Linked DNA regions of Homo sapiens: region 1 is linked to region 2. The links are chromatin loops, found by intact Hi-C in ENCODE. Cell type or tissue: IMR-90. All regions are shown on one strand. Each heading gives the region's core, and the rest is flanking DNA. Links, peaks and the distances in the headings are about the cores only.

Evidence for each region. Peaks named below come from ENCODE experiments on the same cell type or tissue, not always from the same donor. Only the 100,000 strongest peaks of a DNase experiment are listed, where the experiment ranks them.
Region 1: a loop joins it to region 2, with 2.1 times the contacts of the local background. A loop is called at or near these places in 2 of 110 quality-filtered maps.

What each region holds. Positions count from the first base shown.
Region 1 is chr11:116,885,069-116,887,886 of GRCh38, forward strand. The region is part of intron 6 of SIK3 (SIK family kinase 3); the gene reads right to left. Among named protein-coding and RNA genes, the nearest start is that of APOA1, 49 kb to the left of the region's middle. In IMR-90, for the core only: no CTCF peak of the experiment used is centred there; a DNase peak (open chromatin) is centred at 1,363.
Region 2 is chr11:116,983,179-116,985,996 of GRCh38, forward strand. The region is part of intron 1 of SIK3 (SIK family kinase 3); the gene reads right to left. Among named protein-coding and RNA genes, the nearest start is that of SIK3, 110 kb to the right of the region's middle. In IMR-90, for the core only: no CTCF peak of the experiment used is centred there; DNase peaks (open chromatin) are centred at 1,203 and 1,593; H3K27ac peaks cover 460 bases.

The DNA of each region.
Region 1 (2,818 bases), core at 6-2,505, 98 kb before region 2:
TTCCAACCCTAGTGGTTTCTGCAAATTATTGTAATCAGAATATCCTGGAATAGAAATAAAGTTCTTTATATCTCTAAATTCTGTGAGACACTTTCAGTGACTGAACATAGAGGCCATAGGGAGATGGCCTGGAACACTTTCGCAAAGAGATGGAGCCCATAAGAAAAGTTTCTTTAGGAATCAATAAACATGCACTGAGAGGCTTTTCTCTTCAGTTTTACCAAGTTTATCAACCCGAGACAGACCACAAAGAAAAGGTTTTGACCCATGTATATCCATTTATTAGAAAAATGACACCTATTTCTTGAACTTCCTTACTTTCGATCAGTTTTTCTAGGTGGGCATGATGCTGCCAGAATTAAAATTCAGAAATCAGGAAATCCTGGCCTAAAGGGTAGGGATGCCAAGATTTAGCTCTAGCCCAACCCTGAAAAGATCCTGGCTTGCTATACTGTTTTACAGGAGGCTGTCCATCTTGTGGTTTACATTCTAGTATCTTTTGACTCCTAGTATCAGTCATTACAGTTTAAGAAAATTCTGCCTCCAGGTCCAATACAGAGTTCCTGCTACTCGTTTTTCAGTAAGTAATCCCGATGCAGACAAATATATCCATTCTATGACTCTCTTGATTCTTGGACTAACTTACTATGTATTTATTGAGAATGAAAATACAAACACATATGGTTAGATGGTCTCTGAAGCCAGACTGCCTGGGTTCAAATCTCAGCTTTGCCACTTACTAGATGTGCATCTTGGGCATGTTACTTAACCTTATCATGCCTCAGTTTTCTTATTTATCAAATAACCTCTCATACAGTTTACCTCATAAAACAGCTTACCTCAGACAGTTGTTCTGAACATTAAATAAGGTAATGCAACAGTGCCTGGTACATAGAAAGTGGTCAATAAATGTTGACTATTATCCATATCTCTGAAGTCCTTCCACTTGGAATGTCCTTCTTTTATTTTTCTATTTAGGGTTGCCATAAGCCAGGAGACAGCTGGTTTGAAAAGGCTAATAATAAATAGGGCAGTACCACTATTTATCTACTGGTTTTTAGTTATGTTAGGTCATGGGAATGAACACGGCTGGCCTGTTTCACTCTGAAGTAGTTCTTAACCTCTTTTCTGACATCAGCTGTGATTTCTACATTCACTGACATGAAAGCACTACATAGATTTTTCTCTCTGGCGGTGCAGTGTGTCTCAAAAGGTATGAGAAAACTGCTTTGAGGACTCTGAGCCCCTCGGTATATGGAGACTTGGTGGGTGAGCCAATTTAATCCCTTGCCCCATTGGTTCTAAACAAAGTGCTTTTAGCCAAGCAAGATGCTGTGTGGTTCTTGATGAGTAAGCCTATCAGGGCAGAGTTGTTTGCCTCTAAGTAGAAGCTTTTTGGCAGTAGCTGCAGGTTACATTCTCCATCAGAAGCATTATGTAAGCCTGGGTTTTGCGTTCCCAGTAATAAAATGCTCATGCAGTATTACAATTAATTAAGTCACAATGAAGTCTAATCAATAAAGACTCAAAAATATTGTCCACAAGAGATCTCTATGCCTTCACTAACGCTGCAGTTTTTTCACTGTAAATTAATTTTCCTTCAGTTAAATAAACGATCTTAGTATGTCTGCTAGCAGGTGGTACAACAGGGGAATAGGGTAAACTAGGCTTTAAGTATGTTGTTAAAAAAATATATTGAATGAATCTGGTGCTCAAAAAATTTAAGTTATTTGCATCCATCGGTGGAAGGGCAGATCAGAGGAAATATTTGCCAACACATGAAGCCAGGCCAGGTTTCACCTTCCACAACAGCTCAAGAAAACAGCAAGTTTCAACTTTTAATCCTTCTATAATTTAGACTCAGGGTTTTATCAAACTGCTCTTTGGGATGCTCTGAGAAGTTTAATCCAAAAACACTGGCCTGGATCAAACTTATTTTACTTAAGGAATAGGAAGCAAACTCTACAGTAGATCAAAACACCCTTTTACACCTAAAAGTCATTTGACTTGGTCACCTTCACAATAACTCATATAACAAAACTACATAAAACCATGGCTGGGCGTGATGGCTCACGCCTATGATCCCAGCATTTTGGGAGGCAGAGCCAGGCGGATTGCTTGAACCTAGGAGTTCAAGACCAGCCTGGGCAACATGATGAAAATCTTGTCTCTACACTAAAAAAAAAAAAAAAAAAAAAGTATATAAAACCAAGTGGTTTGATGAATAAATAATTTAGATCATGTTAATAATATAATACAAGAGTCTGGCAGGGCACGGTGGCTCACGTCTGTAATCCCAGCACTTTGGGAAGCCGAGGCGGGCAGATCACTTGAGGCCAGGAGTTCAAGACCAGCCTGGCCAACATGACGAGACCCCGTCTCCACTAAAAATACAAAAATTAGCTGGGTGTGGTGGCACGCACCTGTAGTCCCAGCCACCCAGGAGGCTGAGGCAAGAGAATCACTTGAACCCAGGAGGCGGAAGTTGCCGTGAGCTGAGGTCGCACCACTGCACTCCAGCCTGGGCGGCAAAATCTGTCTCCCAAAAAAAAAAAAAAACAAGAGTCTGATATAAGATTCCATAGTTAAGTAGTGATGACTCAGTTTTTCATTCAAAAACACTTACTGAATGCTTATGTCTTACCAGGGGCTGTCAGGTTTTATGGAAGGTATTGAGTGTAAAACACAGCTCTGATAATCAAGAGGCTTACATTCTAGTGGGGAGAGGAGGAAGACACATACATAATTATAAAAACTAGGTGGTATACAATCAACCTAGCCTCAAATAAATCCTCTTTTAAATGTATGCCACTGTCAT
Region 2 (2,818 bases), core at 218-2,717:
ATTCGGCCACTGCACACCAGCCTGGGCGACAGAGCGAGACTCTGTCTCAAAAAAAAAAAAAAAAATTGATCGGCCAGGCATGGTAGCTCACACCTGTAATCCCAGCACTTTGGAAGGCTGAGGTGGATGGATCACTTGAGGTCAGGAGTTCGAGACAAGCCTGGACAACATGCCAAACCCATCTCTACTAAAAATACAAAAATTAGCCAGGCATGTTGGAGGGCGCCTGTAATCCCAGCTACTCGGGAAACTGAGGCAAGAGAATCGCTTGAACCCAGGAGGCAGAAGTTGCAGTGAGCCGAGATTGTGCCACTGCACTCCAGCCTGGGCGACACAGCAAGACTATCTCAAAAAAAAAAATTGGTCAATAATTTCAAGAATACATCTGTATTTTAATAAGGCAGCTATGTAAAATATATCAGTTGAATGAAAATGCTCTGGAAAATGTTCTTAACATACTTCCTATAAAGCAAATCCGAGGGAATTTAAACTTATTAGAGGTGCTAACTTCTGCCCCGATACTTCACATGTTTTAAACACTATTGGGAGCTGTGCCCCTGTATCTACTGTAAACATGGTCTAGAACTGAACCACAACTGAAGAAAAGCAAAGCAAAGGAAGGCCGGGCATGAGGGCTCACACCTGTAATCCCAGCACTTTGGGAGGCCAAGGTGGGAGAACTGCTTGACCAGCCTGGGCAACATGCGAAATCCCATCTAAAAATTAGCCAGGTGTGGTGGCACACGCCTGTAGTCCCAGCTACTTGGGTGGCTGAGGCAGGAGGAGCACTTGAGTCCAGGCGGCTGGGGCTGCAGTGAGTCATGATCATGCCACTGCACTCCAGCCTGGGTGACAGAGCAAGACCCTGACTCAAAAAAAAAAAAAAAAAAAAAATTAAACCATGGTAGCATTCAAGGTTCAAAAGAAGCAGCAGCGGTTTGTGGGGGAAAAGGGATCTGTAAACCACTGGGATAAGAACTTTTAAATGTTAGATCTCCCCACCACACTGAAAGTGATGGCTACAAATTACCATATTCCCAAAAAGATGACAGCCAAACTCATATATCCCAGAAGAGAAATAGCTATTTTGGCTATTAGTAGGCACTGGCAGTAGGCTTAACAAGTCACTGAACAAACCATTTATTGTTATTCATCTTGAGCAATATGACCTTTTAGCTCAGCCTACTAAACGTCACAGTGGTCCATAAGGGGAAAGGCTACATGGATGCAAATTCCTCAATGCAATTTACCCTATAAGCAGCATGCGTTTCCAGATTCTTCATCCTACTTCACTTCGCTCCCCTCTGGGTCATAATAGAACTTAGCAGATGTCAGAATTTGCTATGAATAAACTCTGGAGCCCAGATACGAAAGCTCAGCAAAGTATGCATTTGGTGCTGGCAAAAATGGTTGTTTCGTGTACTGATTTGGATTTGCTAACTTAGAATATCTACGGTTTCAAAAACGTGGCTAAGATTGATTGTTGAGTTTTTTTATAAGTTGGAAAAAAAGCAACACACACACACACCACAGACACCCCAAGACAGGCCTACAAGTCTTCTGAGATCATCCTTCTCTCCATACCAACAAAATACCAAGGCCATTACGCAATTTGTGGTTTCTTCTCATAACTGAAGAAATTAATAGCTTTTGGATACAAAACTTAGATAGCTTTACCCTGAGATATTTTCCTAGCCTTGGATCTCTGTGTATAGAGTCCAGAAGCACCAGTTACCGCACTCCCAAATAGGGACCTACAAAAGGTTCTTTCAGTCACTGGCAAACTTTCTTCATAGCGAAACTTCAAAAATGTCTTTTGGAAAAGTTTTCTATGTGTGAAAAGAGTCTGCAGCAAATCCCTGTTATATAATGGTTTATATTACCAAGCTAGTGGTATTCATCTATTTTGTGTTTTATCTCATGTTTATTGGTAGTTGTTTTCCTAATGTTAAAATCAAAGTGTTAGGCAACATAGCAAGACAGACAATAGGGCATGGAGAATTCATTTAGCCTAATGAGATGTTACCAAGTTTAAAGAGTCAAACCTAGAAGAGGGAACTGTGCAGCTCCAATTATAAGTGATCTGACATACACAGATTTGGGAGGCAAAGTTACATTCTCTATGATGCTGGCTGTGGGTTTGTCAAAAAAACAAAAAAAGTTACATTCTCCAGTTTTAGGCAATGCAAGTCTAATCTACAGCACAGTTATGAGGTTTCCCATCTGAATAACAAGAATATTTATATAAATTCATTACAGCCTAGAAATTAGTTAATCTTACTAGTTGAGTTTGCGCTTGTAAATTAGCACTATGCTTACTTATCCATCTAGACATCAAAATGCTAGTCAGTGTAGAGGTACAGTATAATTCAATCTGTTTTGGTCTGCTTTATGTCAAACTGTTTTGGCCTCCATTTGTATCTTTGGAAATAACCTTCATGTATGTCAAATAAAAACAAACAAATAAGAAAACTTAAGCTTGCATGTATGATACTAAGAAAACTGGGTTTTTCTTTTTCTAAATTTCAATTTATTTAGGGCAATAATGAACACGAATCAAGAGAAGCCATTGTTTAGGGAAAATAAACACTTTGTAATATAGTCTTCTAGTACAGATTAGAAGTACAACTAATAACTGTTCAATAAATAGAATAATTACAAACAAAAAGGTCCTCATTTTTCCCTACATAGAAATTGAAGAATTTACTGACATGAACCTCAATCCAGTTATTTCAGATGCGGGCTATTGGAAGAAAATCAATTTATAATTTCAGATACCTCTATTAAGGTCACACAACCAGATCTGGGTTTCTACTGG